2 separate regions of the Mus musculus genome follow, and region 2 is linked to region 1. Evidence: chromatin loops called from intact Hi-C (ENCODE). Cell type or tissue: left cerebral cortex. All regions are shown on one strand. Each heading gives the region's core, and the rest is flanking DNA. Links, peaks and the distances in the headings are about the cores only. Region 1 holds the start of LOC115490181 (a long non-coding RNA gene). Region 2 overlaps Hs3st1 (heparan sulfate (glucosamine) 3-O-sulfotransferase 1).

Evidence for each region. A loop is a pair of places that touch in the nucleus more often than their neighbours do. Peaks named below come from ENCODE experiments on the same cell type or tissue, not always from the same donor. Only the 100,000 strongest peaks of a DNase experiment are listed, where the experiment ranks them.
Region 2: a loop joins it to region 1, with 2.8 times the contacts of the local background. A loop is called at or near these places in 3 of 42 quality-filtered maps.

Annotation. Positions count from the first base shown.
Region 1 is chr5:39,310,295-39,325,932 of GRCm38, reverse strand. LOC115490181 (a long non-coding RNA gene) reads right to left here and starts at 12,584. Exons shown (of 4, transcript XR_003955907.1): 1 at 12,533-12,584; 2 at 7,272-7,488; 3 at 6,585-6,604. Gm40292 (a long non-coding RNA gene) reads right to left here. Exons shown (of 3, transcript XR_003955906.1): 3 at 12,609-12,965. In left cerebral cortex, for the core only: no CTCF peak of the experiment used is centred there; DNase peaks (open chromatin) are centred at 6,497, 6,904 and 9,231.
Region 2 is chr5:39,606,118-39,621,755 of GRCm38, reverse strand. Hs3st1 (heparan sulfate (glucosamine) 3-O-sulfotransferase 1) reads left to right here. Exons shown (of 2, transcript NM_010474.2): 2 at 6,352-7,821. The coding sequence starts at 6,458. The coding sequence ends at 7,393. Among named protein-coding and RNA genes, the nearest start is that of 4930513D17Rik, 10 kb to the right of the region's middle. In left cerebral cortex, for the core only: no CTCF peak of the experiment used is centred there; a DNase peak (open chromatin) is centred at 6,271; H3K27ac peaks cover 1,170 bases.

The sequences.
Region 1 (15,638 bases), core at 3,238-11,237:
AGACTCAGTCACAGTTTACAAAAATTACCTCTAAATAAATTTCACTTTTTTTCTTGCTTTAAAAAAATTCTAAATTTCCTTCTATAAATCAAAAATGGTGTAGTTTAAAAATTCAATAAATGCTATAAAAATCTGTATTCACACTTCACAGTTACAGATTTGCTCAAAGGAAACAGATGGTTGTTAGCCCTGTAACATTCTGTCTCCTAAAATTAGAGCCAGACACTCTGGTGTGATCCATTGCTCAACATGGATTCTAGATTTTAAAATGCCAATAGACAAAACTGCAAATCATGAACCTAATTTGTTGTAGAGGAGGTGGGACTGTCCAGCCCAATCACTTATTTAGTACGTATTGAAGGCAGACAGTGTCCATGCATAGAGAGCAATTTCGATAGAAGACACATCCCCCCTCTCCTGGAGCTTTTGATTCAGTGGAACCTGTATTTATAATAAGCCTGCCTGTATCTAGAGAGGAAACTTCTACCAAAGCAGAGATCCCTCTGCATTCTTCACAGCTGATCTTCTAGGGATCCTCACTGATGTCACATAGCACAGGCAAAATAAATGCTACTTTAGTTGAAAGTGAAGTAATTTCCCAATGACATTCAAACTGATAGAAATCAGTACAGCAGAGATTAGCCTGTTGATAGGCATTAGTCTACATTTTAAAATACATTTCACGTGGTCCTCAAACCCTTAAAGTTTACATTCTCTTCGAAGAAGCAGGATTGGATGTGAGGCATTCAATGACAGCTACAGACAAGGTACACAATTAGCTAAATGGACGAAAAGGTTATTTCTTTCAAGGGCAAGAGGTCACTGGAGACATGCTGCTGAATGTCACTGAAGACCTGGGTCAGAGAAGGATAGGAGTTAATTGGGTAAAACGAGGAGAAAGGACATTGTGAGCAAACAGAAGTCACATGTGCAGTTGCCTTGATGGATAGAGCAGCATGCTCTGTTTCAGCAACCTGCCATTTAGACTGGTGGGAAAAGCAATTTGCAAGCCAGAGCACAGCAGTCCACATCTTTTATTGCAGGAGGTGAGGAAGAGTCGGAAGTTTATAAGAAAGAAGTATTGCAATAGAGCTTTTGGAGAGGAGTGTGTAGGATAGATAACCTCTGGGCAACGAGGGTGTCTCAGAATGACCTAAAGGAAGTCTGGAATGAACAGTTCTGACTCAGAATGGGACATGCTGCCACAAGGTCTTGGGGAATAAAAAGGCTAATTTAACTTCTAATGTCATATGGTCATCCATACACAGGCATCAGTCATTTTCCCTGCCCGGCTTTGCCAAATTAAAGAACAGCTTGAAATGGATTAGTTCAACAGTTCTATCAGATGATTGGAGAAAATGCCTTAGTGGATACCCTGTTGAAGCAATGCTATGACTATGCTTTGTGAAGTGTATCTTTGTATACTGGTGCATGCCTTATCTAGCCCCAAGGCATAATTATAACAGTAACATCAATAATAATTACATCTCATAATCTTTATATCCACAACATTCACTGTAACACTTCAATACCCCGTGACTAAGAAAGTTAACTTGTGATTACCTCCAGGTTTGGAATGATATTATGCTTAGACAACAGAAGAAACTTTCATCATCTCCAAACTTAAGTAAAAGATGTGGTGCTGTGCATGTGGGATGCAAAGACTTTACACCCACATCTAGGATTGTTGCACCAGACTAAGTTGTAATAAAGGAGGAGGAAGAACAAACAGTACTTCTGTGTTAAGAAAAGTCCGATCGTGACCAGATCTTGAGTAGCAAAGTTAAGAGTTCAAAGAATACAAGGGAAAATTTATAGTATAACAGAACTTTTGCTTCAATCTATTTTATCTGGAAAAAAAGGTAATTTTTATGTTGCCCCGAGGAAACTGTCGTTATCTGACATAGGGCAAGCTAACCAGAATTGCCTCCATTCATGAACTCACTGTTGCTAAGATACCATGATCAATTATTTTTTACTGAATGGTAATAGTGAGCCCAAGTAGTGTTAATTCACCTAACACAAGTTTTAAATTAAAAGTAATTATTTTTCTTTGTTCTTGAAAATACCATTTCTCTCTGGACATGCATTCAAAAGCAAAATCTTAGGTTCTAGTTCATGGATGAAAAGAGAAAGCAAATTGAGTTCATTAAAGGTGGAATTACTCAAAGACTTACTGATTTCCTCCAGTTAATACACTAGCAGGAAAAGCTGAAAATGAAATATATTACTTGAATTTGGGGTAGAGGAGGGATGGGGGGAACTCATGGCCACATAATTTTGTACTTTGTTTTCATTTGCTAATGTTCAGTGTTAATGTTTAAATTTGAGCATAATGGCAGTTATTATATCCAACTATTTGAAAAGTTGAGGCAAAGCGATTACAACCACAGGTCAATGTGGGCTAAAGGGCATGTTCAAGGTCCAGCCCCAGTAATTTAGTGAGACTCTTTCTAAAAAATAAATAAAAATAAAAACTAGAAGGATAGAAGATGGAGGATGTGAGTGTAGCTCTGTAGTAAATTTCTGCAGTAAATCTCCAGCTCCAATAAGCCTGTGCAAAAACACACAACTCAGTTTTAATATTTATAAGCTGCATGTCTAGATTGCTCAGATCTGCCACTAATTCCCAGCCGTGAGATCCCATGTCAAGCCCTCAACCTTAATATGAAGAATTAGAAGCAACACTGAACTGTGTCAACTTAGAACATGTTAGGAATCGCGCCCTCACAATGCCTGGGTGCACTTATTTGTGATTTTCTCAGACTCCTAGCCCATAGATTTGAGAGAGGAAGACCCAACTTAGGCAGTGGTTGGGGGCAATGAACCTTGACTATACACCATAACCATAGAATAGACTTTAAGAAAACAACCCCTTAAAATCAGAAAGTCATCACCTAGATTCACCAAGTCATAAAAATTTCCTAAATGGATGGATGTAAGGCCATTGTCATCATAGGGCAGACTTGAAAAGGACACAGTTGGTTGTCTTCAAAAATATGATAAGGAAATGGGGCCAATAGTGAGTTAATTAGCCCAAGCAAATGGAGCCTTAAAGAAATTAGAGGGGGGGAAATACAGAAGTGTGTTGAAAGCCCAGAATAAGAGAGACTTTGGTGTATGTAGCAATGGAGTGGTTATATTTGGGATACAAAAATAATTTCAGGACCTGATAAATACTCATGGCCCAATAGAGATTTTTAATATGAGGCAGTAGGAAAAGAGGCTATACAATCAATATCTACACGAAGAGCTGCTATAGCATTGTGAAATGCAAATTTAATCAGCCAGAGAGGTAGTTGAATGGGTAAGGGCTCTTGTTACCAATCCCAATAAGCTAAGCTCCATCCTTGGCACCCATGTGTTCAAGAGAAGACCCAATCCTGTCAGTTTTCCCCATGACCACCACATACATGCTGTGGCTTGAGAGAATACACACACACACACACACACACACACACACACACACACACACCCAGGCACACACATATACACATGCACACATACACACATAAATGTGATAATGCAAAGCATCTCACATGTGTGCCAATTGAGGTTAAATTGATGGCTGTATTTATAATATTAATCTTAGAAAAATGTGATTATAAAAATGAAATAAATCCCATAACAACTGCATATAGCCCACCTTTGTAAACATGAGTATGAAGTAACCTTTACCATAAAACTCAAGAAAGAATAAAATAACAGCACCCATCTGGCTTGTCAGGGTGCAGTATCCTGCATGCATAAATTATTTGTTATAAGTAGAATAATCTCTTTATATGTGTATCCAAGATGTTAATTGCTTTTAAAAAAATTAGGTAGGAGGAAGCAGAGTTGTTGGAATTTTAGTACTAGTTGCAGGCTTGGAATACTCCTAGTTCATGCCAACCCATTCATAAATGAACACAAGGTGATCTAGGGAACAAGTTACAGAGTTTTGATGACAGACAAAGATGATCAATTCAGGTTAAATAAAAACTGGATGAATTGGGAATACCAACTGATATCCAGAAAAGCAGTGGCAGAGGAAATGCCAGCACATCTATAGGGATGCTGATAACTCCTCTACCAGGCTAGACATCACTCATCTGTTGTATCTATCACAAGGAAACTGGAAAACTAGAATGAGGCCTAAGGATGTAGATCAATGATGGAGTACCTGGGTAAGACCCTGGTTTTGATCCCCGGTACCACTAAATAAATAACAAATAGCATGCTTTCACCCAATCATGGAACATTGCCAATGTGGTTATGCCTTTAACTCCTAAGAATCCTTGTGTTTATTCCAACACATATTATCAAGACTGTTTCACAGGTAAGGAAACCATTGATGAAGAAGATGGATAATCAGGGTTCAAGTTACATAATCATGATCCAGGAGCCACTCTCCTAAGTCTTCAATGTCCTGCCTCACTAAACAAATTCTATGTAGTCTTGATGCAGAAGTTTCATATGATAAGCCATCCTGAGCGCACACCTCCTCACCTCTCTGGGATCTGCTGCTCACGACAGAGGGACACCTGCTATTTCCTATTCTCATCTTTCAAAATCATCACCATGATTATTCATGATTTGTTTTTCCATCTGCCTGGAAATGGACATGACCTTGAAAGACACATCCTTACTACATCCTGTCTATATTGGCCTGGGTCCCTGTGGAGCAAAACCTTTCTCTCCACATCCCATGTCCTCATCATATAAGGAAAACACATCTTATGAAACAGCACTGGTTTTTGAAAATATATCTATTATTACAACATAATACACATAGGCATGGAAAGTGAAAGATTATAGCTGGGATCCCCCAATGGAAGCAACACACTAACCTAAGAGAAGAGAGCAATTAAACCCACCTTGAGAAGGTCTCAAGCTGGCTGCATTTTCAGAGGAACCTCCATTGAATCAGCCAAGTCTTTTAAGGAGGCAAATACCCAGGACTTCCCAGGCCAATTAGTGTGCATACACTAGAAAGGCCAAGGACAGAAGCCCAGTGGCACTATATGTGTTTCCAAAGCTGATCCAACATGTTCCCACAGTCCCCTGCTGGTTACTTGGGGCTGCATTAAAGCCAGTGATGATGCAGGTAGCTGATACCCAGTCTTCGATTTCTCTCAAGGAGTTTTCAAAGAAAAAAAATCATGGACTTAGCCTTGAATGGAGTAGCTCAAGTTCATGTAAGTGCTCTCACCTTCACTTCCTATTTCTTATGAGTTGTTATTTGAATGTGAAGTGACCTCTTAAAAGGTTCATCGGTGGGGCCAGCAAGGTGACTGAAGGGATAAATACACTTGCTGCGAAGCCTGATGACCTGAGTTTGCTCCTACCCCCAACCTACATAGAAGAAGGAGAAAACTTGTCTCTGGAGTTACCCTTTAGTCTCCACAGGGATGCTATGGTAGGTACATACTCAAACACAGATGAACTTAATGTAAAATCATCTTTAAAAAACATATGCGTGAGCCAGGCGTGGTGGCGCATGCCTTTAATCCCAGCACTTGGGAGGCAGAGGCAGGCAGATTTCTGAGTTAAAGGCCAGCCTGGTCTACAGAGTGAATTCCAGGACAGCCAGGGCTATACAGAAAAACCGTGACTCGAAAAAAACAAAAACAAACAAACAAAAAAACATATGCGTGAAAGGCTTGGTCCCAAGCTGGTGTCATGACTACAATGATTGGACTATGAGGCCTCTGATGGATGCCTTAGCTGAATGGACCACTAGAAATCAGTCAAATGTATGGAAGGAAGATAGGGTGGGAGTGGAGGAAGTGGGTCACAGGGTGGCAGGGATACCTGTGGAGTTATGTCTTGTGTCTCTTTCCTCTCCTTTTTCCTACTTTTCCTCCTTCTCTTCCCTCTCCTCCTCTCCTTCTCCTCATTGCCATCATCATTATCCTTCTCCTTCCCGTTCTCTCTTCTCTCTTTCCCATGACATTCTGTCCTCCATTCCTTCCATTCCTCCACCCTGCTTTTCCACCACAAGGTTTCTTCTCTGCCAGAGCTTTATAAACAATGGGGTCAGTGGGTCATAGACTGAAGCCTCTGAACCCCCAAGCCAAAATCAGTATTTACTCCTCCGAGCTGTTTTTCTTTGGTACTTGTCACAGAGTCTGAGGACTAAAAGCACAGTAGCTGATGTGCTGATGATCCAGGTATCTAATTTGAGTATCTAAATGCCCAGTGTCAGAGTGATGGGGACTGTTTCTACCATAACACTAATTTGTCTGTTTACACTCGATTCGATCCATTCGCATTCAATGTTGCTGTATGCCGAACACATTTGTGTGTGCTGTTCTTTGTAAGGATTGCAGTGTTTCTAAGATAGGAACTATAATTATTTACAAGGTTGGCTCAGATGGAAAGATCCCTGCCTGAATCTTCCTGTGAAAATTTGAGAGTGGAATTGAATTTAGCATCACACCCTGGGCTCCCAGAGCTCTGTCCACACCACCACAGCTGCTGCCCATCATCTACCCTATGTCTGTCTCCTGAAATCTTCCCCACTCTCATTTCTCCTCCCCAAGTAGCTGTTTTCCTTCTGAGCCTTGCTCCTTGAGATTGAAATTCCAAGTTGCAATGCTCACCTCATTCTGCTTCCATGGACCTGAGAAGGAAGGAGGGAGGGAGAAAACAGAAAATAGCTCAGCAGATGTTTCCGGATAAATGTTTTTTTTTTTTTTTTTTAAGTGCAAGTTGCTAATGTGGAAGTTTATTTTTGGGCCTGCCAGTGCTAGCAGATGTTGGAGAAGACGAATACCTGCTTAGACAATTATAGAAATTTATAGCAGGTTGACATAAAGAACGGATCTTTTTTCCACAAGAGAATATAATCAGATTTCTTATATAGATTCACCATGCTTATTCTGGGTTAGCTCTTGAAGACCGATCTGGGTCCTATATTTATTCTTGAACTTTTGTACTTACAAAAACGAGGCCATGCAAAAGGGTGAGTCAAAATAGCCCAGGCCTTCAGATACAGGCTGTGGAATATAATTAGGGAACAGGATGCTCCGAAACCCTGACACTCAAGAAAGAAGCTCCCATTAATTGTTGCTGTGTTGTATTTGGGGGCATAAATATTTACACTTCATTTCTCATTAAAATTCTGCTTCTTAAAATATTAAGCCCAAATGCTCCGATGGCTGGATAATTAATGACAAACTAGTAGCTCCAACTTTCAGAGAAGTGAAGGTGTGAAGTTTTCACTCTGGGCATTCATACCTTGGGACCAGGGCAAGCCCATCAGTTCTGTTGGGTAAATATTCACTGACCATCAACAGGTGGTGAGCCCTGGAGTGTTAGGGATTTGGAGGACGTAGGAAACAGCTCCAGTTCTTCAGCAACTTCAGTCTTAGAACTCTCCAGCAGCAAAGCCGAGAGGTCTCACCAATCTTGTAGGAAAGCTTTCTTCTAGGTAGGAAGAAGTTGCTGCAATAAATAGGGTGACTGGCAGCCTCTACAGGAGAAATGTGTACCTGGAACACTGTCCTGAGATAACAGAAATAGCACAGCAAGAAGGGCATGGTTTAAGATTATTCAAGGTCAATGGGTCTCATGGACAGTAAAAAAAAAAAAAAAAAAAAGTGTATTTCGCAGACTTGATGGACACAGAGGTGTTCTTTCTAGTCCCCCTCCCTCTACATAGCTGCTGATTGTGATTCACTGGACCTGCATAATTTTCTTGTGCCTTCAAGTCAGTTCCTAAGATGCACTACAGCCCCGTAAAACTCACTGAGTGACCAGCTTGGCATTTTCCTGCTGGTGGGATAACATCTGTTCAAGAACGCTGTCACTAGGAAGCCCTTTTCTTTCACATGTATTCCTTCCCAACATCAGCAACCATACAAATAGTCCACCCAGTACCTTAAAACCACATATTTATACCCTCTTCTCTCTGGACTGTCACTCCTACTTTTGCTTTGAAACAAAACCACTAAACTATTCTTGAGGAACATGCTCTGGCAAGCCCATATAAAGAAAGAATTTTATGTCCTATTATTGACCTCCTGCGAAACCAGGTATGTAGTCTACCACTGCAATTAATTTATAGCACTGACTCTATACATTTGCATATGCATCCACCCGACTAGTTGTGGCATTGCAATGTAATGATCCCACCATACATATCTCTGGAGCTTTTTCCCCAACACAGAGCTTGGATACATTTGGGTACCACTGCATACCATCTGACCTGCATTCATTGCAAAGTAGGTTTCAACCTACTTTGCACATCTCACTCAGAACAGAAATGCTTGGCTTGACTGTGAGGCTGCATCCAGATTCCCATGTTCAGGTCTTGATATCACTTGAGTCATGTTCTACTCCTCAACAGTAGCTTTTATACAGTCACAATTCAAGTGAACTTTTATTTAGTCATAATTGTGTAATGACTCGAGATTTTATCCTGATATTTTATAATTAAAAAGATGAGAGAACATTCAGGCTGGATGGATGGCTCAGTAGTTAAGCCTTACTTAAACCACTTTTACTGCTCCTCCAGAGGACTCAAGTTCAGATGCTAGCTAGCACTTTGTTGGGTAGCTCACAATCAAGTGGAACACCAATTTCAGAGAACCCCACACTCTTTTTCTTTACCCCATGGATAACTACATTTCACTGCACATATCTCAACACAAATGCACACGCACATAATCAAATGCTTCTGCAGAAGATTATTCTAGGTAGCTGGGATCAGGTTCCAAGTCCACACTTGGAATAGCTACTGAGTTTAGAGGACAGGTGAATAAGACTGGGGACAAATCTGGATGAGCCAACCTCTCATCCAAGTGGCTGTAGGGATGCCCAAGGTATATCTAAGGACGAACATTATTGTTTGATCAAAAGGAGGAACAGAAGGCACCCTCAACAGACAAAATGACAACTGTTCATTCCAGTTACCTTTGCATCATGTGTGACACACAGTGAGTGCTTAACAGATGTTCACTGCTTGAACAGATTTGCAGAACAACATCAGTTACATGAGTGCTGGCAGAGGAGCCCAGACCTGTGTGTTTAGTGACTGAAAGGCCACTTCTTTTCTTCAAGACCCTGACAGACATCAAGCTTACACCGTGCAGTCTTCAGTTTCCAGGTTGAAGTTTTCTCCTTATGCTAAGAGCTTCTCCATTGCAGCAATCCAGGGGGCTGCTTTTGACTGCTGCCCACAGTTACAGACAGGAATCTGCTTCCTGCAAAGTGTTGTTTGCTGTGATAAAATCACCTCCACTGAGTGTTCCTATCTTTAAGTCTTTGTTGGAAAATCGTGCAGAGCAATCTCAGTGCAGACACGATCCTGAGCTGAAAGTGGCTGGCAGCACAGGAGAGGGAGGACAGAGGCAATTTTGGGGACATGTGGAATACACTGTCTTCAGCAAGTCACCATGAATGCACTACTTTACCCATATAAAAATTCTGGATTAGTTCTCTACACATGTATGGTATTTGAAAGAGTGATGTTTTTTTCACATCCCAGAACTAAGGACACATCATTATTGCTTATTCATTCTGAGTCTGCTGACCTTTCAGGAAACATGCATGTTCTTTGGCCTTCGTAATATGTAAAATTATGCAATCCCTAATGAAACTTTCAAGTCAGCTTTGCTCTTTGTAATTTTCCACATGTGTCTGCTGTATTTGAACATGTTGGACATGTTCTACCTGACAGCAGTTGATGCTCAAAGAAGCTTGGTCCTCAGTGCGAGACTATAGAGAGATAGATGATTTTTACAGGGTGTGGCTAGTGGAAAGCCATCAGGTTCATAACAGTCCTACTTCTACTGGGGATTCATTCCCTCTAGCAGGGATGAGTCAGATACTTCTATGGGGCTAGCTTCTATAGATGAGGGTTAAGAAGAATCCGTGGGGCTGTCTCCAGTTGTTTCTATTTTCTTATATATGGTTTCAAAGTGTGTCCCCTTAGATGCCTTGTTAAGATGAAGCCAGACACTAGTGCCATACTACTTTGATTTCCCAGAATTAAGAGCCAATAAAACTCTTTATATCTTATCCAGTCTTGGGTGTCCTACGATAGTAACAGAATTAGATGGCTCTTCTCAAAAGAACTGATCCTGTAGCATTTTCCAAGAACATTATCATTGTGTTTCCATTTTTGAAAGATTTTTGTACTTAGTTTCTTACACATGGAATGTGATTGCCTTCCACTTGAACCTGCTCCTGTTCTATCCATCCCAGAAGGCCCAGAAATGGACGTCGTGCTTAGAGAAACTTTCCCACTTTTCATTTCATCTCTTTTGGTGAGAACGCTTCTTTCCTTTTCTCTGCTGAGCTCTCACAACTCTTTGACATACTTTGGATGCTGGTCACTGTGCTCCGTTTTGTATTTTAGCTAAATGTGGTTAATCTCATCCTGCCCTCTGGAATACAGCACAAGGACAGGCTGCTCTGTGCTGTGGAACTTGAATGGGTTTTGCAGCAAGTCAGCTGTAATCAGATCCAAGCACTATTTCACGAGACTCTGGGGAATCAGGGCTCTCTGGCATTACCAGGCTCTTTTTCAGTCCACATGTCTGTTAGTGGAAAGTCACAATGGGATCACCTAAGCAAAGTGATGGCAATGACCTCTGAACTTGGGACAGTTTCAATTCATGACATTCTGCAAACGTCCCTAAGAGATGCTGAAGCCCTTCCTTACTCCAAACACAACCCCAGTTTTACATGGGCTCCTAAGGCTGACATAAACTGCTGCTTTTCTTTGACCCCATTTTTGTCTGTTGTTAATGGCTTTATGTAGGCATTATTGATTCTTGTTAAGCTACACATATTGAAATTTAAATCCACATTCCAGCAAGCACTGAACCTAGGACCCCATTATCCTGGCAAGGATGATGAAGGTGCATCCTACTCAAGGTTCTTTCTGCTTTCCTGAAATTACTCCCTGCTATACACCCCCTAAAATATTCATGCTCAGATCTCCAGGCAGGCTCTATACTGCTTTCTGTTGTGATCTATCAGTTTGTATTTCCTAGAATTTTACAAAGAGAATCACACAGTATGTCCTTCTATCATATCTTCTTCCACCCGTATATTTACTTTCAAGTGATTTACATTGTATATGGTTCCTAGCATGTCAACAATTGATCAATTTTATTACAAAGTATTATTCTAGTGTATGAATATACATTTTGTTGAATGTTTTATCTTTCAATTTTAACAATTAAAAATAAAACTATTTTATGTCACTGGATTTTTATTTTTTATTTTTTTAATTAGGTATTTTCTTCATTTATATTTCCAGTGCTATCCCAAAAGTCCCCTGTACCCTCCCACCCCACTCCTCTACCCACCCATTCCCACTTCTTGGCCCTGGCATTCCCCTGTACTGAGGCATATAAACTTTGCACGACCAATGGGCCTCTCTTTCCACTGATGGCCGACTAGGCCATCTTCTGATACATATGCAGCTAGAGACACGAGCTCCGGGAGTATTGGTTAGATCATATTGTTGCTCCACCTATAGGGTTGCAGATCCCTTTAGCTCCTTGGGTACTTTCTCTAGCCCCTCCATTGGGGGCCCTGTGACCCATCCAATAGCTGACTGTGAGCATCCACTTCTGTGTTTGCTAGACCCCGGCATGGTCTCACAAGAGACAGTTATATCAGGGTCCTTTCAGCAAAATCTTGGTAGTGTATGCAATGGTGTCAGTGTTTGGAGGCTGATTATCAGATGGATTCCCAGATATGGCAATCTCTAGATGGTCCATCCTTTCGTTTCAGCTCCAAACATTGTCTCTGTAACTCCTTCCATGGGTGTTTTGTTCCCAATTCTAAGAAGGGGCAATGTGTCCACACTTTGGTCTTCGTTTTTCTTGAGTTTCAAGAGTTTCACAAATGTTATCTTATATCTTGAGTATTCTAAGTATCTGGACTAATATCCACTTATCAGTGAGTACATATCATGTGAGTTCTCAAAAAATCAAGTAACCCCATTAAAAAATGGGGTACAGAGCTTAACAAAGAATTCTCACCTGAGGAATACCAAATGGCTGAGAAGCACCTGAAAAAATGTTCAGCATCCTTAATCATCAGGGAAATGCAAATCAAAACACCCTGAGATTCTACCTCACACCAGTCAGAATGGCTAAGATCAAAAATTCAGGTGACAGCAGATGCTGGCGAGGATGTGGAGAAAGAGGAACACTCCTCCACTGTTGGTGGGACTGCAAGCTTGTACAACCACTCTGGAAATCAGTCTGGCGGTTCCTCAGAAAATTGGACATAGTACTACCAGAGGATCCTGCAATACCTCTCCTGGGCATATATCCAGAAGATGTTCCAACCGGTAAGAAGGACACATGCTCCACTATGTTCATAGCAGCCAGAAGCTGGAAAGAACCCAGATGTCCCTCAACAGAGGAATAGATACAGAAAATGTGGTACGTTTACACAATGGAGTACTACTCAGCTATTAAAAAGAATGAATTTATGAAATTCCTAGGCAAATGGATGGACCTGGAGGGCATCATCCTGAGTGAGGTAACCCAATCACAAAAGAACTCACATGATATGTACTCACCGATAAGTGGGTAAAAATAAAACTTCTAGGCATGTACCAGGCTCTGTGAAGACATTATTTGTCCTTTGGATAATACCTGTGAATGACATGAACAAGTCATATAATAGAGAGCTTAATGTTTTATAGAATTTAGCAAATTATATCCAAGATAGTTACACCACTTTTTCTCCTGGGGAGTATATCTGAGGTCCCAGGTTCTCCATATGTCTGACAACACTTGGAATCATCATTGGGTTGGAATACGTTGGCAGACACCTCGCATATCCCATGGTGATTTAATCTGTCTATACCAGGAGCAAATGGTGTCCAACATCTTTCCATCCACTTAGCTGTCATCCACATGTCTTCTTAAAACAATTTATCTGTTCAAATCTTTGCATTCTGTTCTAAATTTCTTTCTAATCTTCCTATTGTTGAGATTTATGGGTTCCTCCTGTATTTAAGATGAAAGACATGTGTCAGATATACATTTTTACCCTAGTTAGAAGCTGGTATTGTTAACAATCAAGAACAGATTTTTCCATTTAATGAAAATTTTTACATAAGATAAAGAATTTTGGCTTATCTTTTTTAATTTTTTGGTTATATATCTTATACATCAGATATTTATAATTGTGACAAATTTTGTGTGTATGTTAGGAGAAATTAGTTAAAGATTATTTTTGTATATGCAAATCCAATTTTTTTACATTTGTTAAAGATTTTCCTTCCTCAAGACCTGCTTTTGTAACCTTGTAAAACACACATATGTCCATGTTTATCTCAAAGTTCTCTTCTGTTCTAATGGTCTCTTTGCCAGCCTTTGCCTACTTTCCATAGGGCTTTTGTTATCCTCGCTTCATAAGAGGAACTAAATGAGCTATGAATATTTAGTATTTGTCTTCAACTTTGCAACTTTTCAATGCTGTTTTGTTTTTGTAGATTATTTATACTTCCACATCGTTTTTTTTTCAACTTGTATCAGCTTGTCAACTTGTATGAAATAAAACATTTAGTTTGGATCCTGGCAGGAATTTCATGGAATTCATTGAACAACCTTTGAAGCATCCTCATCATAATAATATGGAGAAGGAGAATGGAAAAAATGGCTTAGAAGTTAAAAAGAATTTGCTGCTCTTGCAGAGAACCTGGGTTTGGTTGACAGCACTCACATGTGGCTCACAACTATCTGAAACTCTAGCTACAGATAATCCTGTGCCTCTTCATATCTCCAAGGGGATCAGGAGAGTAAACATGCATTCAGGCAGGCAAAATACCCATATTCATAAAATAAATACCTCTAAATAGTTGATAGCATGAATATTTGCATCCTGATGAAGCAATCCTTCCTAATTTATTTAGTCTTGTTTGAATTTCCTTCAGAATGCCGTATGCAATGTCATTTAAACCTCCTGTCAGATTGCTCTTGTTACTCAGTTTCTCTCCTTTCTTCCCACCTTTCAAGAATTTCACCTTGTCAATGTTTAAAGCTTTTCATTGACTAGAACTCTTAGTTGGGTCCTAGAAACTCCTGAAACACCCACCTGGGACAATCTTAGGGATTCTTTGTCTGTTTCAAGGAAACAGAGAAAACAATGGATTCTCTCTCTCTCTCTCTCTCTCTCTCTCTCTCTCTCTCTCTCTCTCTCTCTCTCTCTCTCTCTCTCTCCTTGCTCCATAAAGTCCTACAAAGTGCTGCTACCTAAATTTTCTTTCTGGTTGGCTTTGGTAGGAAGTCTCCTCTTTGCACAGGCACTCACATGGCTCACAGGCACTCACATGCACTCACATGCACTTACAGGTACTCATATGCACTGACATGCACTCACGTGCTCACATGCACTCACATGTACTCATGTGTGCTTACATGCATGCACCTGTACTCACATGTACTCATGCGAGCTCACATGCACTCACATATGCTCACATGTGCTCACATGCATTCACATGTGCACACATATGCTCACATGTGCTCACGTGCATTCACATGTGCTCACATGCACTCATGTGCATGCACTCATGTGTACCCAGGTGTGCTCACATGCATTTACCTGTGCTCACATGCACTCACACGCATGCACTCACATGTACTCAGGTGTGCTCACATGCACTCACATGCACTCACATGCACTCACATGCACTCACATGCACTCACATATGCTCACATGCACTCATTCCCACTGGGTTGCCCTTTTCTGTCTCTGCACATACAATTTATTCACATTTCTAATGCATTTAAATCGACTTTTGTTTCTCTCCTCTGCATGAAATCTTTCTGTAAGTAACCTTCAAGCCAGGTCTCATTACTGACAACTTGTACCATGACTGACTCCTAGAGAAGAATGTTTTCAACCACACCAGGGATCTCTATCTTAGCACTATGCTGCATCAGAATACTGGACTCTGAAGACTCAGACATTTCCTAACACACTGAAGACCCTCTAACTGGTCAGTGAAACAAGCTCAGTGAAGGGATAACTCTCCTCTCATCCTCCCTACTGAATCCCAGCCCTAGAGCAGTGGTCTGGTACCCAGGAATCCTACTAACCTTTGTTCAGTAGACAGGTGATGATTGTTGTAATAAATCTTTAAACGGAAGGGTGTGTGTGTGTGTGTGTGTGTGTGTGTGTGTGTGTGTGTGTGTACAAGCAGTGATTTAGAAAAAAAGGCAAACTCTTTTCACTTCCCCCTTCAACTTCTCCTAGAAATCCCATCACAATTCGCTCCAAACTTCCTGTCATGCTTTTATATATTCTAATTAATTGATATTTAACTCACTGAGTCCAATAGTACTGTCTTTATGCACATGGACTTAGAGGTCTTCCACTTGGGCATGGGGAATTTACCAATGGCCACATTCTTTCCAGCAGCTGTTCTTTATGTCATCCCAGTCACTTATAGTAACCATTCCTAAACAGATAGATAGTAAGGAGGATGGAAATTAGCAAGGTTGGCTTAACCTAATCAGAATATATTTTCATTCAAACTGTTCTTCCCTCAACTGAAGGTTCCATGAAATGTTCTTTTCTACCCCTGCCCAATTACATAGAAGCTGTCAGCAGTCAAGTTGTGCCCCAGTGGAACACAGGAATAATACCACTCCGCAGGCTCCAGCATGTTCTTGAGA
Region 2 (15,638 bases), core at 2,815-10,814, 300 kb before region 1:
ATGTGATTTGGTACAATGGATGGGGCCTCTAGAACTGGATAATGTAAAGACCATTGAGAGAAAGTTCAGAGGTGAAAGAAAATCTGAATAGCAAGAAAGAGACAGCTTCAGAAAGCCTGGCATATAGCATTCTGGAAACAAGGATCTACAAGCTGAGATGAACTTGGTGAATTATGAGGCATGGAGAAGCTCGTGTGGTCAGAGCTTGGCAAAGAAAGAAGGTGAAGCCCAAGAGACATTCAGGTCCCACAATAAGGATGTCCCCAGCCTGAGATATTTGGTCTAAATTCAAAGAACAATGGAGGCCACCCTCTGGGAGAGCCTGAGGACACTTGGTTTTCCATACTGAGTATTCAGTACTGTCATGAGGTGGACACAGGGATGTGGAGGGGGGAGGGGAAGGATACAGTTCTTCCAGTTCTTAGTTTGTCACCGCAGCACATCTAAGAACAGTCTTTTTGATTAAAGGAGCAGAGAGGAGAATGGCTTCCCTCTTGGACTTAATAATCTATCCATAAAATATGAGGTTTAATTTTGTCAGGCTAGCCAGTCTGAGTCTTTATAGTCCTCCTCCATTTGGGGTTTGGCTACAAAACAGGACTTCAACCCAAAAGGCCTGATAAACACACACACACACACACACACACACGCACACACGCACGCACGCACGCACGCACGCACGCACGCACGCACGCACGCACGCACGCACTCACGCATGCGCGTTTTGGTTAAGAATCGAACCAAGGAGGCAAGAGATATGGCTCAGTGATTAAGAGTATTTCCTTCCTGATCTTTCTGAGCACTCGGGGTTGATTTCCAGCAGCCACATCAACCCCAGACACTGGGAAGAAGTGAGAGACACGGCCAGGTTCTGGGTCTACTTGCTCAGACTCCACTTGGGTGTGAGTTCTGCTCACTCTTTCCTGACAAACCTTTGATTCCTTTGAGCACCGCTTTCTCCGAGCAATGCTAGCTGTCCTGACGGCTCCTTGTCAAGACTGCAGGCATGCTATGTGTGAAGCTGCCAGCCCATAGCCTGGTGCCAGCAGAAGCTGGAGCTGCTGTCTATGTTCTTGCCAGGGTGCCTGGCCTCAGCTCCAGGTGCCTGGAATAATCTGTGTCTGTGCCCTTGACAGCTCCAAGCTTTCAGATAGCCCTTTGTGTTCAAGGTCACCTGGTTTATTTCCTGTGAGAGAATAATGAAGTTATCAACAGAAAGAATATGAATGTATTTATGTCACCTGCAAGTTCAGGCTTGCCTTCCTTGTCCTTTTCCTGCTCAGGGACTTCTCTGTGAGTTGGGAGGGGACCTCTCTGTGAAGTTGTTAAGAGAAGAATTACAGCTTCCCCAACCTTCTTGCCTTACCCACTTCAGTTGCCCCAGGCAACACAGGGCCAGGGGGTGGACTGCTATTGTCAGAAAGACACACACAGGCTAATCAAGACTTAATGTAAAATACTGAAAAATTGCTCATTAATTTTGTTATTATGATTTTATTCTGGAACAAGGACATTTTGTATACATTGAGTCATATAAAATAAGATTTCTCTCAGATGATTTCTAAGAAAATTTAAAGTACAAATGTGACTCATTTCTCTTAGGTAAATCTCTCTGGCACACACTTCTTCATTCAAGTTCCAAAGGAATCATTTGGGGTAGACTCTTATTTCACAGATGATCACACTCAAGCAAAGAGTCAAAGTCAGTTCGTCTAAACTCAAAACCAGAGGCAGGATCCCTCGCCTGGTCTTACAGACTGTATAGATCTTCTTGCTCATCTACTGCCTAAAAGCAATAAATGGGTTTAAAATACCATGCCCAATATATACTCTGTGTATATTTGACTTCTAGAATGGGGAGCTAAGGGGTTATAGATGAGTGTTTTACATTGGGTCTTCCTTTGTGAACATCTATCCCTCACTATCATTGCTATATATCAAGATCACATGCTTGGAAGAGTTGTAATAGCCCTCAGGTCACTAGACTGAACTTCACTGGCCAAAAGTTTCAATTTGGCTATAGCCAAGTCACCCGAGGGTCTCCTCAAGTGTGAAATGAAAGGCAAAAACAAAAAGACTCTCTTCCGTGTTTTTTGAAAACCCATTGTCAAGGTCAGGAACCCCAGAGACTGTTTTCAGGTTCATGTGAACTTGGAGATGTTTTTCTTTCCCGTGAGTAAAAGACCAAATAACTCTGATTGTATCAATGAGAGCCTGAGCTATCAAAGCACACAAGAAACATAAGATTACTGTGTGCATATATGTTCTATACATAAATGAGTTACTATGTTACCACATATATGCTATGCATTTACACATGTAATATGCACACACACACACACACACACACACATATATATATTAGATATGGATGACATTTGTACAGCATATCTAGCTATAAATATGCACATTCTTTGCATGTGTGCATATGCATGTGTGTGCATATACATACAGGATTTTCTGTGTATATGTACATACATGTGCATATATATACACAATTTTATGTGTATACATGCATATGTATATACACATACAAAAATGATAACCTCTGTGCTATAATGTTATATTTTTCTTGCATAAAATAGTTTTCAAAAAGAAATGAGATAAAAATACTATGCAGTGTAGCTCTAGATTTCTAGGTTGAAATGTTTCTCATTCTTCTTGTGTGTACTGTGTATTTTGTATTTTGTCATATACACACATATATAGAATGTGTGTGTATATGTGTGTGTGTGTGTGTGTGTGTGTGTGTGTGTAGGACTGGCCAGCTTTACCTGAATAACACCAATATCTTTATGATGAAAAGGATCTAGACAATAAATAAATAAATGTATTAGAAAGCAAAAATAAACTGAAAGATCCTGAGAGAGAGTGAAAAAATATGAAAGTCCCTAGACTTGTGTCTGAAATAGACCTTACTAATGGCAGGGAGTAAAAGTTTAACTCACCCCATTGTTCCAGGATGTACTAACCACAAAGTAGAAGTTTAACTTGTTCCATTGTTTCAGGAAATGTTCAGACAGAATACTCTAATCATTCCTCGAACCCGTTATGCTTGCCAAATGCTATAGCCCAATGCCAGGCATTTGTGGTTTCTGCCTTTATAAACACCTTACCCCTTGAGCTCGGGGTCGACTCCTCTACCCCTGTGTGGGATACAAGTCGTCCCCAGTGCTCTGGCCTTTCCCCGATTAAACCTCTTGCTGTTCGCATCATGATTGGTCTCTCGGGAGTTCTTGGGCATCACGTCATCCCAGGACATGAGTGAGGGTTGCCCCCTCCACCCCCGTTTTGGAGGTCTTTCAAAACAAGGGGTTTCTGAATGCCTAAATGTCTGGTTTTAAATTTTCATTTTATTTCTGATATTATTATATAATTACATCATCTTTCCTTTGCATTTTCTCCCTCCAAAACACTCAACATATCCCACATTGCTGGCTTTCAACTTCATGGTCTCTTTTTCTGTTAATTGTTGTTGCATGCATATTTGTATATGTATATATATATACACACATATATAATTATAGCTAATATGTATATATACATATATACATATATATTTATATTTATGTATCCATAAATATAACCTGTACAGTCTGTACATTGCTTGTATGTTTTCAGGGCTGACCATTTAGTACTGAATAAACAATTGGACTATTTTTTTCTCTCTCAGCATTCCAGACAAACAATATTTAGCATCTCCTCTGCTGTTTGTTGGTAATTCCCTGTTAGGAAGAGTCTCAGGTGTATTCTGTGGTGACTAATTTACTTCAGAATGAGGCAGAGAAAGCATGAGCAGCCAGATAATACAGATTTCAGTTGTACCTGTGTGTTGGTCATATGAGTGTTGAATCCTGTGACTTATTGGTTGTTCAGGTCCTGAGTCTAAAGACAGAAAGTGACGGCTGTGGCCACCACAAGCATGTCAGAGTTAGTGCCACCCATGTCTCACTTGTGGTTCATTCTTTGCCCTTGAACTTTCTGGGCAAACTGCCCTCAAATGTGTAACGAGCAGGTACAGATGGCTCTTGGCTCCATTCACTTGAACAGTGAAGAAGAAAAAGATCTTTTAGTAAAGCTTCCTGAATCCTTCCTTTGAGGAAAGCAATCTTATCACACTGAGTTCACACCCTTTGCCAACCCAACCCAACCCAACCCAACCCAACCCAACCCAACCCACACTGCTTAGCCACACCCTCCATAAACACCTTCCCCCAAGGGTGTGCTCACTGACCTCCAGTCCCATTTGCAGAGTTCCTAGTTCATATGTCCACCTTGCTTCATGCTTGCTACTCTCTAGACTTCTGTCTGGCTCAGTGCTCAAGCTCTTGCTTTGGCTTTATCTTAGTTGTTCATTTTGTATGTATGTGATTATTTTGTCTTCATGTATGTATGTAGACCACATGTGTATCTGGTGACTGCTGAGGCCAAAAGAGGCTTCAGATTCCCTGAAAGTGGAGTTACAGCCAATTGTGAGCCACCATGCTGAGCTAAAAGTGAAACTGGCTCCTCTGGAAGAGCAGCGAGTATGTTTGACCACTGAGCCACCCTCCAGCCAGGGCTCATGGTTTTAACATACATTTCGTAAATGACAAATCCTTGTGTCTGAGGACCACAAACTTGAGGGCCCTGAATTTGTTCTTTTTCCATGCATATGGTCAAGTAAATGATAAGCTTGATATAAAGAAGAAGCAAACATTTCACTGACTGGAGAAACGCTACAATCCCCTTGCTGTGACTTTTCCAACCCTTTGCAAATGACCAAAGCAAGCCAGTGCCTCTGTTTCTTTGTTGGAGAATGACAAACATGGTTCCAGTGTGTCTAATTTTCAGAGTGGCAACCACAGCTTGTTATCTGTGTGAGTCCCTAGATCTAGGCCAACAGTCGATGTCCTGCAAGGACTTTATCACAACAGGTGATGCAGTTTAAAAAAGCGGAGGAACTAAGGGAGGAAGTTTGCCAGCATACAAGTTCTCCATTTAGAACTTTTAAATTGGGCCCTGAGTTTTAAATTGAATTATTATGACATTTTTGTGTTCTTATATTTTATGGCCCTAATCTATATATTGATGTTGATCTTAACCTTTATTTCCGATGTCACCCTGTGTGGCTGTGATGACAATGAACTCTGCCAGTTGTGAGCCACTTTATAAATAGTAAAGCTTTGTGTTCTTCTGATAATGTTGCCTTTTTAATCCCATTAGGCACACTTCAATGTCTTCTGTTATGATGACTTTTCAATGGTTTTAGGCAAATGAGTAAGCATATCTCCATATAATGTCAACCTAACATCCAACTCCAGCCTGTGTCAGTCATCCTGCTGCCTGTTGCCTGCAGTCAGTGTACACACATTTCCCTCTGCCAAACTCAACAAACCATCCCCAAACCCAGCGATCAAACAATAGCCACTGGTTCTTGCTCATGAGCCAGGGTCATTTGTCCTTCCTCCCACCCAGACCTGTAGCTGCTCAGACCTGTTCTTATTGCAAGGATATAGATAGCTGCAGGTATAACGCATTTGTGGCAGAGATGAGTTCCGCTTACTGTCACATCTGTCTGTATACGTTGGCCAGACCCCAAACTGAGAAACACAGTGTCCTGGACAAAGCAGCCACCAGAGTCTGATGCTGGGGGAAACACTGGACTTTTCATTCATTCCTTCACATGGGCTTATCCACCCCATTGGAATAGAAACCCCTGGTGGGAGACAGGGTGTGCAGAAACTAGTCTGCTTCCATATCAGCTGAGCCTCCATACCACCAGAGGCTGACAGGAGGAAGATATTCTTTAGATGCTTTCTAAAGTTGAAAGGCTGTTGCAGTTAAGAACACATAATGCTATTACAGAGGACCAGAATCCACTTCTAAACACCCACTATAGGAGGGCTCACAAATGCCTTTAACTCCAACTTGGACGGAATCATAGGCTTCTTGCCTCTGATGCCACCTGCACTCATGAGCAAATATTTGCAAACATACACACATACTCACACAGTCGACCTAAATCTTAAAATCAAGTGTAATATTTAATACCACATGAGAATTATTTGACATTCAAATTTTTGTGTCCACAAACAAAGTTTTATTGAAACACAGCCACGCCCCTGTCTCTGTCTATTGTCTGTGGCTGCCTCAGATCCAGAAAAGCACAGTTGGAATTGGTGTTGCTATAGAAACTATATGTCCCAAAAGCCAAAAATATTTATTCTCTAGTCCTTTACAGAAAATGTTTGTTATCCCTCTTTTATAGAATAGAGCGTTTGAGGGAGGTGAGGACAGTGCTCACGACTATAGATGTTGGATAACTTCCATGTCTGCTTGGGGCTAAAAGCTGCTTCTTTTCCTCCCTAGTAATTGGCAACTGGAGATACTCATGTTCCAGTAATCAAGAGGGAGCCTTGCTGCTACTTCATGATCCAGGCGCGTGTGGCCCAGTGAAGTCCCTGAGCTGTACAGCATGACCTTGCTGCTCCTGGGTGCGGTGCTGCTGGTGGCCCAGCCCCAGCTTGTGCATTCCCACCCGGCTGCTCCTGGCCCGGGGCTCAAACAGCAGGAGCTTCTGAGGAAGGTGATTATTCTCCCAGAGGACACCGGAGAAGGCACAGCATCCAATGGTTCCACACAGCAGCTGCCACAGACCATCATCATTGGGGTGCGCAAGGGTGGTACCCGAGCCCTGCTAGAGATGCTCAGCCTGCATCCTGATGTTGCTGCAGCTGAAAACGAGGTCCATTTCTTTGACTGGGAGGAGCATTACAGCCAAGGCCTGGGCTGGTACCTCACCCAGATGCCCTTCTCCTCCCCTCACCAGCTCACCGTGGAGAAGACACCCGCCTATTTCACTTCGCCCAAAGTGCCTGAGAGAATCCACAGCATGAACCCCACCATCCGCCTGCTGCTTATCCTGAGGGACCCATCAGAGCGCGTGCTGTCCGACTACACCCAGGTGTTGTACAACCACCTTCAGAAGCACAAGCCCTATCCACCCATTGAGGACCTCCTAATGCGGGACGGTCGGCTGAACCTGGACTACAAGGCTCTCAACCGCAGCCTGTACCATGCACACATGCTGAACTGGCTGCGTTTTTTCCCGTTGGGCCACATCCACATTGTGGATGGCGACCGCCTCATCAGAGACCCTTTCCCTGAGATCCAGAAGGTCGAAAGATTCCTGAAGCTTTCTCCACAGATCAACGCCTCGAACTTCTACTTTAACAAAACCAAGGGCTTCTACTGCCTGCGGGACAGTGGCAAGGACCGCTGCTTACACGAGTCCAAAGGCCGGGCGCACCCCCAGGTGGATCCCAAACTACTTGATAAACTGCACGAATACTTTCATGAGCCAAATAAGAAATTTTTCAAGCTCGTGGGCAGAACATTCGACTGGCACTGATTTGCCGTCTCCTAGGCTCGGGACTTTTCCTGTTGTTAACTTCTGGTGTACATCTGAAGGGGGGAGGAAAATAATTTTAAAAAGGCATTTAAGCTATAATTTATTTGTAAAACCCACAAATGACTTCTGTACAGTATTAGATTCACAGTTGCCATATATAGTAGTTATATTTTTCTACTTGTTAAATGGAGGGCGTTTTGTATTGTTTTTCATGGTTGTTAACATTGTGTATATGTCTCTATAATATGAAGGAACTTAACTATTGCACTGAAAAAATAAGAGATTTTTTTTTTCTGGAGACCTCTTTTTTTGTTGTTGTTGTTTTAAATATAATTAACCTGCCTCCAATCCAAAATAGCTCTTTGTTTTCACCTCCTTGTCAAATCTATAATCTTTTTCTGCTTAAAAAAATTTATTGGTATTATGGATGTTGCTCCTCTCTTTTCTGAATTTTTTTTTTTATTTTAATGCCTGACTGTTGTCTTCAGATTTAGTTTTTACTTGAAATTTGAATTTCCTCCTCACCGAGAGTATTATTTTTGGAAGTGGCAGTTTTATCCATGTTCAGACAACCCACATGTGGGTTTAACCCCTGTAGCCTGCATATGGGTTTAACCACAGTCAGCTTGCATGAGGGCTTAACCCCTGCCAGTCTTCATGTGGGTTTAACCTCTGCCAGCTTGTGTATAGATTTAACACATATGAGTTTTGGGTTTTTTATTTTTATTTTTATTTTTTGCCCCTTCCCCCGCATATGAGTTTTAAGTGAAGAAAATGGCACTGAGACTTAAAAACAGATGAGAACTGGCAAGAGATTTCTTAAGATCCAAATTAGTCTTAGAGGATATGGCAAATCTCATAATAAACAAACTTACACCCTTGGATTTCAGAATGATCTTGGGGCTGTAAACTTTGCCTTTTGGGCAACTGGCCTCCGCAAAGCTACTTAAGAGAGAGCAAGAAACATTCAAGTTCTCTTTGTGTGTGTCTGTCCAGCCTAAACCTCGCATGAGGAGCAGAATAAGTAGTAGTAGCCTTTGCTCAACTCTAGAATTTGTCTTCTGAAAGATCAACATGCACTTATGACCTTCTATATCATACTCATAGAGATATAACTTCAAAACTGGCTCCAACTTTATAGTTTTGAATAGGAAAAAAATTAAAACTCCCAAGGACTGAAGTTAAGATGTGAAAAAAATCACAATATAACCCAGTGCACCTGCGCACGTAAGTTTCCCTTCTCCTTAGAACAGCCACAAAGCAGAGGCTGGTCACAAAAGCCAGTTCTAAGTCTCTGGATTGTCACATATACTTGATAATCAACCTTTTATGATTAAATAGACTAGGTCTTTTCCATAGTAATAAGTATGGATAAGATAATAAAGATAATAAACTGTGATCATGACAGTGGGAAAGAATGCAAGAGAGCAGAATAAAACCATTTCCTGACAGTTTGTTCTGAAGGAATGAAACACAAGCAGGCATCCTGGATTGTTTTCTCCATCTTAGAACACTCTGAAACTTCCCCCAAGCAAACTTAAGATGGAGGTATTACTCTGACAAGTTCAAAGAATAGAGAATAGGCCCTGAAAAACAGGGCACTTGTCGGAGGTCACACTATCAGGTTCAGAGCCCAGGTACATCCAAAGCACAATTAACCCTTTCCTTCTTTCTTTCTTTCTTTCTTTCTTTCTTTCTTTCTTTCTTTCTTTCTTTCTTTCTTTCTCTCTTTCTTCCTTTCTGTTTAGCTCAATCTAAACTCTAAAGAAAAGGTCAAACTCAGAGGTGTTGTTTTTCTGACTTGACCTGACATGTTTTTCCTGGTGCCAAAAGTTTTCCACCCGAAGAGCTGCACTTGAGCCAGAGGAAGGGCAAGGGGAAACCAACATTTTTCTCAGCAGCCTTCCAGGGAAATGAGTCACCTTGGTTGTATTTTAGCAGTCCCAGCCTGATCTGACCTTAACCTGGCCCACACCCCATTCCTGCCTAAGACTAAGAGTAGGAGAGAATTCCCTCCCCTTCAGAACTCATTAAGCTTATCCATCAACCACTGTCTCCTCAGAAGCAGAACCAGATATATTTATAGCCGATTTCCATAGACTTTGTGATATGCAGAGTGCTTCCCTCTGCAGCATACTTTTTGGCCTTTTATGAGACTTTACCTGAAGAATGAGGGGCTCCAAAAAAGATTAAATCAAGTTTCCAAAGCTGCTCAGGGATATTGGGACAGAAAGAAAGCTCAGGTGGTGATCTCTGGTGCCCAAGAAGATGCTTGTCTGGAGATGTTATGGTTAGAGCCTAGTCTGCTGCAATCACTTGTCTGCTAATTAGCAATGAGGAGAGTCAGAACTGGCATCAATAAGCCTGAGTTGCTAGTACTGGCATAGCTGATGGCATGGGGGTCATACATTGTAGGTGGTCAGTGGATGTAAATCTAATGCATTGCTTTATTGGGGGAACAGAATACTGACTCAGGGAGTCATAGTCTTGCACATACCACTAGAGAAAATGCAGGAGTCCCAGTGATAGCATATATTCATTCATTAATTCTTCTCTCTCTCTCTCTCTCTCTCTCTCTCTCTCTCTCTCTCTCTCTTCTTTTCTTTCCTTTCTTTCCTTTCTTTTTTGATAAAACTCCAGTGAGTCATCAGTACATTTTAAGAAGCAAAACCCCTATCATTTCCTACTTTATTCCAGGTATTTAGATCTCATCCTACCCCTTTTCAGAGGATACTGCAATAGACCCATGGCCATTCCTATAAGAACAAAATGCAGTAAGGCAGGAGTCAAATGGTATTTGGTCTCTCCTGATCAGGTTGAATGCCAATCCTATTAACAAAGATAGTTCCTTGCTGGAGGTGGGAGTACCTACTGAAGCCCAGGCTACAGCCACTTGAGAGCTCTAGAGAAACAGCTAAGATTTGCTGAGCAAAGCATTATGTACAGGGTTGGGCTCTTGCCTCATTTGCTGTTTCAAAGGAAGAATTGTATCATTGTCTCATTCCTCTAGGAACAGGACAATGTTGAAATCCAGTTGGTACTATATAACTATCAGCTAACAGCCTGGGAATTAGTGAGTTTATGAAAAAAACATGTTATACCTCTGAGGTCAGGATGGCTTTCTCTTTCTATCCTCCACAGAGTAGAAATGGAGGGTTGAAGTAGCCAGTGCCCATCCTGTCTGTTGCTTACAGTTGTGGAGGCAAAGTCCACTGTATTCATTAAAACGTTTTTTTTTTCTTTAGATCCTATGATATAGCGAATGTAGTATTAATTCTTCAAGAATATAAAAAGGAAAGTTACTGGAGTTAAGTATTTTGGGTTTGAAGAAGAATCAAAGAAGTGCCAAGACAGCAAGAGAAATGGCCTTGAGTTGTGTACATTAGATAGGGCAATATGTTCCATAATTTAGCATCAATTCAACCACACCCCTAGAAGGAGTCAACCAGCTGGTAGAAAGAAGATGAATGAAGAATGAAGTATGCTATTTTCCTGATTGCCAATCATTTTTTATAAGAAAGAAAAAATATTACCGAAAAGTTGCAATACAGCTATGACCAAAGCCACTTAATTCAAGGGTCACAGAGGCCCTGTCCTTTTGGAACAAGGCGTTGTGAAAAAATTGCCCTGGAGCCAGAAAATGAAAGTCATTGATGTTACCAAAGGAATACATCCTATGTAAAGGCATGTCTTGAATCAGAAAGTGGTGATGGGGGAGGGAAGGGATATAGGAGAAGTACAGGGAAAAGTCTTGTCTAGCAAGTATGTAGCTTGGATTAAACACACTAAGCAGCCAAGATGTAGCTTTGTAGCCACTTGTAGTCTTGTCAGGAGGTTTCTAAGATGGAGGTAGTCCCCCATGTGTCTGAATCCTGTGCAGGTTTGGAAATTGCACAAAAATAACCATCATTATTACACACTATTTATGTGCTTCATATCTTATATTCATTGCTTCCAACATAACTTAAAAAAAAAAAAACTATGAGAGGTAAGAAATAGTACCCTAGTTTCAGTCAAGAAGAAACTTAAGAACAGAGATTAAAATATTGACTTCTGATGACAGAGAAAGTTATTTGTTTCATATGAGAATTTTTCTAGAGTCCTGAACTTATGCAATTTCAATCCATCCCATAGTGAGTCAAGGTGAGAAGAAACACATAGGCCTCATCGAGAGGGCAGCATCTATCAAGAAACTTAAGGATGAGAGATTGGACAAAAGAGGACTGAAAAGTCAGTGTCCATAGGACCACACAGGAAGGATGCCCTAAAGGGTGTTGCAACAGGCAGAAATTAAAAGAAGGATACATCACCAAGCATGAGAGAAATACCGGGGCAAGGATTCCCCAGTAGTATAGAAGAAGCAAGGGAACCATAGCCCATCAGCTCATCCAGTTGCTTGACTCCCTCTTGTAAGGAGCAGCCCTGCATCTTCAGCTCCCACTGAGGTCAAGGTTACTACACTTTTCTCAAATTCCACAGTTAGATAAAGAGAAAGAAAACACAATTATAATCAGGAGATTTGGGCATTAACCCAATTTGACCATGAAGCCTTCAGTACAAATTCTCAGACCCTTAATTTCCTCTGTGGTAAAAATGGCCTGATATTCAACTCAGTTTGGAAGGAAAGTTAATGAGATGAATGGTAAAGGCCAGCAAACTGTGCACACGTAGAGCTTAGCTGTGAATAGGTTTAGAGGTTCAAGAGACAGACAGGAACTGATTGTAAAGTGGTCAGCAAAAACTCACTGTCTTTGTTCTGTCCCTCACTCGCCAGCTATGATACTAGTCATTGCTGTTACTGGCCCAGACAGATCCTATTTCCCATGGCTTCTCCATCTTTTATAGCCCTTAAAGGCAGAGTACTAACAGCTCCACAGAAATGTGTTCTTGAAGTTTTATCTTAACAAAAGCCACATTACATAGAGAAAGCTGCAAAATGACACCCCCTTTCTTGGGGGGGGGAGAACAAATAACTCATGTTTGACTGTTCAAGTCCCTTGCCTTTGCACAGGCTACTTCATAGTACAATTTCTGCTCATAGATCCCCTTGACATTAGCCTGGGTTCAGACTTCTAAACAATATACCTGGTTATTTCTTCCCATACTTTTCCCCCCTCCTCCACTCATTTAGGTTTTTGATGTTGTTGTTGTTAGCTTGTTTGCTTTGTTTTGTTTTATTTTGAAACCCCATTCTCAGTAAATGAATTAATCAGCTCAGCTCTTGCTTCTAGGACACCAGATGTCAGATAATAAACCTGCATTTATGTCGTGTTCTATGGAAATAATATAGATAGTATGACTGAACTATAGATGCCACTTTTAATAAAATAATGAGTAGAAAGCAAGTGTATGTTATTGGCTTTTACATTGAAGGCTTAAATATGATAGTATATGACATTGTTACCAGGTAAACTCTGTTCCTTGGATTATTAGACTATCATCAAAATCCTATTCATGAAGCCAGGCATGCTGGCACACACCTATGATCCCAGAAGTGGTGAACTGAGACAAGAGGAGCACTAGTCCGAAGTCAGCATGAGCTCCATAGGGAGAACCCACTTCAGAAAAAAAAAATAATAATTTCAAGGCATTAATGTAAAACTTGAGATTCTGGTTCATGAAATATTTCTGGGTCCCACAGATAAAATCACATTGCTTTAATTCATTTCTGCTCCACAGTACAGTGTTTCTCTTCATTTTCAATGTTCCTTTCAGGGTCAGTCTTCCTCTTAACTGCAACCTTGTGGCACTTTGCCTAAGTGGGAGGTAGATAGAAAGCTCTTGTTTATGGATGATAAATCTTGTCTAGTTGTCAATCTAATGTGAAAATTCTCTCCATCACACCCCAGCCTCACAGTGTGGCCTCCTCCTGGGAGTCCTTTCTTTGGTCCATGAACTGCTAGGCACTTAACAATATGGTGTTTTATTCAGTCCTTGAAAGCCCCTAGGGAAATAACCAAACCAAGTTTCACATGTTTGCTTATTAACGCAGAGCCAGCAAATAGTACTATACTTGATGTTGGAATTACAAATGTTTATTAACTAAACAAATCTTCCTGCTGCCCAGCTTTCTTCCACTCCCCTACACTCTTCAGCCTCTTCTGGAATACTCAAATATTCCAGTGTTCTCCTAGGCACACCATTATGTCTTCAAACTGACAATTGATATTCATATTTCTTGGACCTCTGTTCTCTAGGTTCTGCCCATGAATCCAAGAATGAATATTTCTTGTGCAGCCTTGTTTATAGCTATGTGAACTTTGACAAATATCTTAATTTCTAGGACTTTCTATTAGGGGATATAATGCCTTTCCCACAGTTGTTATAAGCAATACATGGATAATGGACAATTGAACAATCTTGAAGTCATAATTCCATAAACAGTAGGTGAGTTATACTTTAGTCTTCACAGTAACCTATGGGCCTTTGTTACCATTAACCTTGTTTATGCATGAGGAAACTAAAGGACAATGATAGCATTTTCCCAGAGTCCGGTCACCCCTGGGGGGAGGGGTCACTAGTATTATTGGCCTCCATCATTATCCCCTGGGTACTGTCTACCACACCAGGCCTCCAGAATTCTCCTGAGGTTAGTCTCTAACACACTTGGCTGCCAGAAATCTCTCCTAAGTGGTCGATAGCACACTTGGCCTCCTGGCTACTCTCCATTTCAAAGAGGAAGAGAGATCTTTCCCAGTGGCAAGGGTGAGTGCAAAGAGGTCAAAGACAACTCAGATTGAAGCTCAGGACCAACATCACCTAAAAGTCTCTGGCAGAAAGAATTCTGGAGTGGTCCCAAGATACCCGCCCTTTGATGTATATATCTTGTTTAGTGACCTCCCCTCACATCTGAGTAGCATTTGAAAATAGTATAGGTCATTTGTTACCTTAATTAGGTTAATCTGTATGGCAAAGAAAATAACTTTTAATTTAGTAGATCAGTTCAGAAAGAAATGGGAATGAAGATAAAGGAGGGGGAGACATGTCCTCCTGGCTTTGCTTGCTATGGATAACAGGACTCTGAGAAGATGATATACCAAAGAACTGTCGTGGCTAGTACAATTTAAGGGTATTTCTAGAAACATTCAGCATGGATGTTTGCAAATATCTCATTTTTTCCCAACACTAGTGAGCAAAGAAGAAGATACTGATTAGAAAATGTTCTGTCTGAAAGCTTGTTTTTATCTTAGGAAACTCTCCCATGGCAGGCTTGGTCTCCTGAGTCACCTACACTGAGTTAATAGATGTGTATTGACTTAACCTGCTGTGATCTAGTAATGTGCTTGCCTTTATGTTAATACAAAGACTTGAGTCAATTTTTTTCTAGTCCATTCAAATGGCTTGTGCTTACTTTTCAATGTCTGCTTTCAAAACAAACAAAATCCTTGGGTTTTGTTGTTGTTGTTGTTGTTACCAAATAAATACAAGTACATTATATAATAACCAGAGCCTGCATTTTGAGTTCCAAGAAACAATTATAATTGCCAATGTTTGTGTTCATATCCTTCTACTTCTTTTAAGCCTGGAAGCCATACTACCCTGCTATGTATCTATAGATTTTTTATTTTATCACTCACCAACTAGAAAAGGCCTGTGGCTCCCTATACTGCCTAAGGAAGCCAGTATCGCATCTACGTTTATACATAAAGTAGAAGTTCAGCTATCAGTTTCCAGGTAAAGCTATGCTTTTTAGTGAGAAGTGTTTTGGAATTAAAAAGTCAGTTAGTCCTGGATCCCTTATTACATACATCCTTGTAACAAACTATACCAGCATTGCTGGTTCCCAGACAAATCTATAATCTCATAGACCCTGGAGGTTAGATAAGCATAGTTAGGCAAGTCTGAAATGGCAGAGTCTTATGTGGAATCATATGTCGGCTATAAAAGAAAACACTTGGAGGGCTGAACTGGATGACTATCCAATATGATGTCTTGAATCACATGTTTGAATCCTAAGTTGAAAGGAATGCGCCACCATCCTCTCCCCCAACTCTCTTTCCCTCCCTTATCCCTTTTTCCATATTGCTAACTTGAATTGTTCATAGCACGACAGAGCTAGGATAGTAGATACACAATTTATACGATTGGCTTGCTCTCAGACTTTCAAAAGAGAAATCAAAAGTTATCAGGTAATAAAGAGGGTGGCCTCATTCTACTGTTCCATAAATACCAGCTGGGATTCCTTATGGGAAAGGACCACATAAGGGACAAATAATAGGAGGTATGATTCATGGGGGTCCATTTG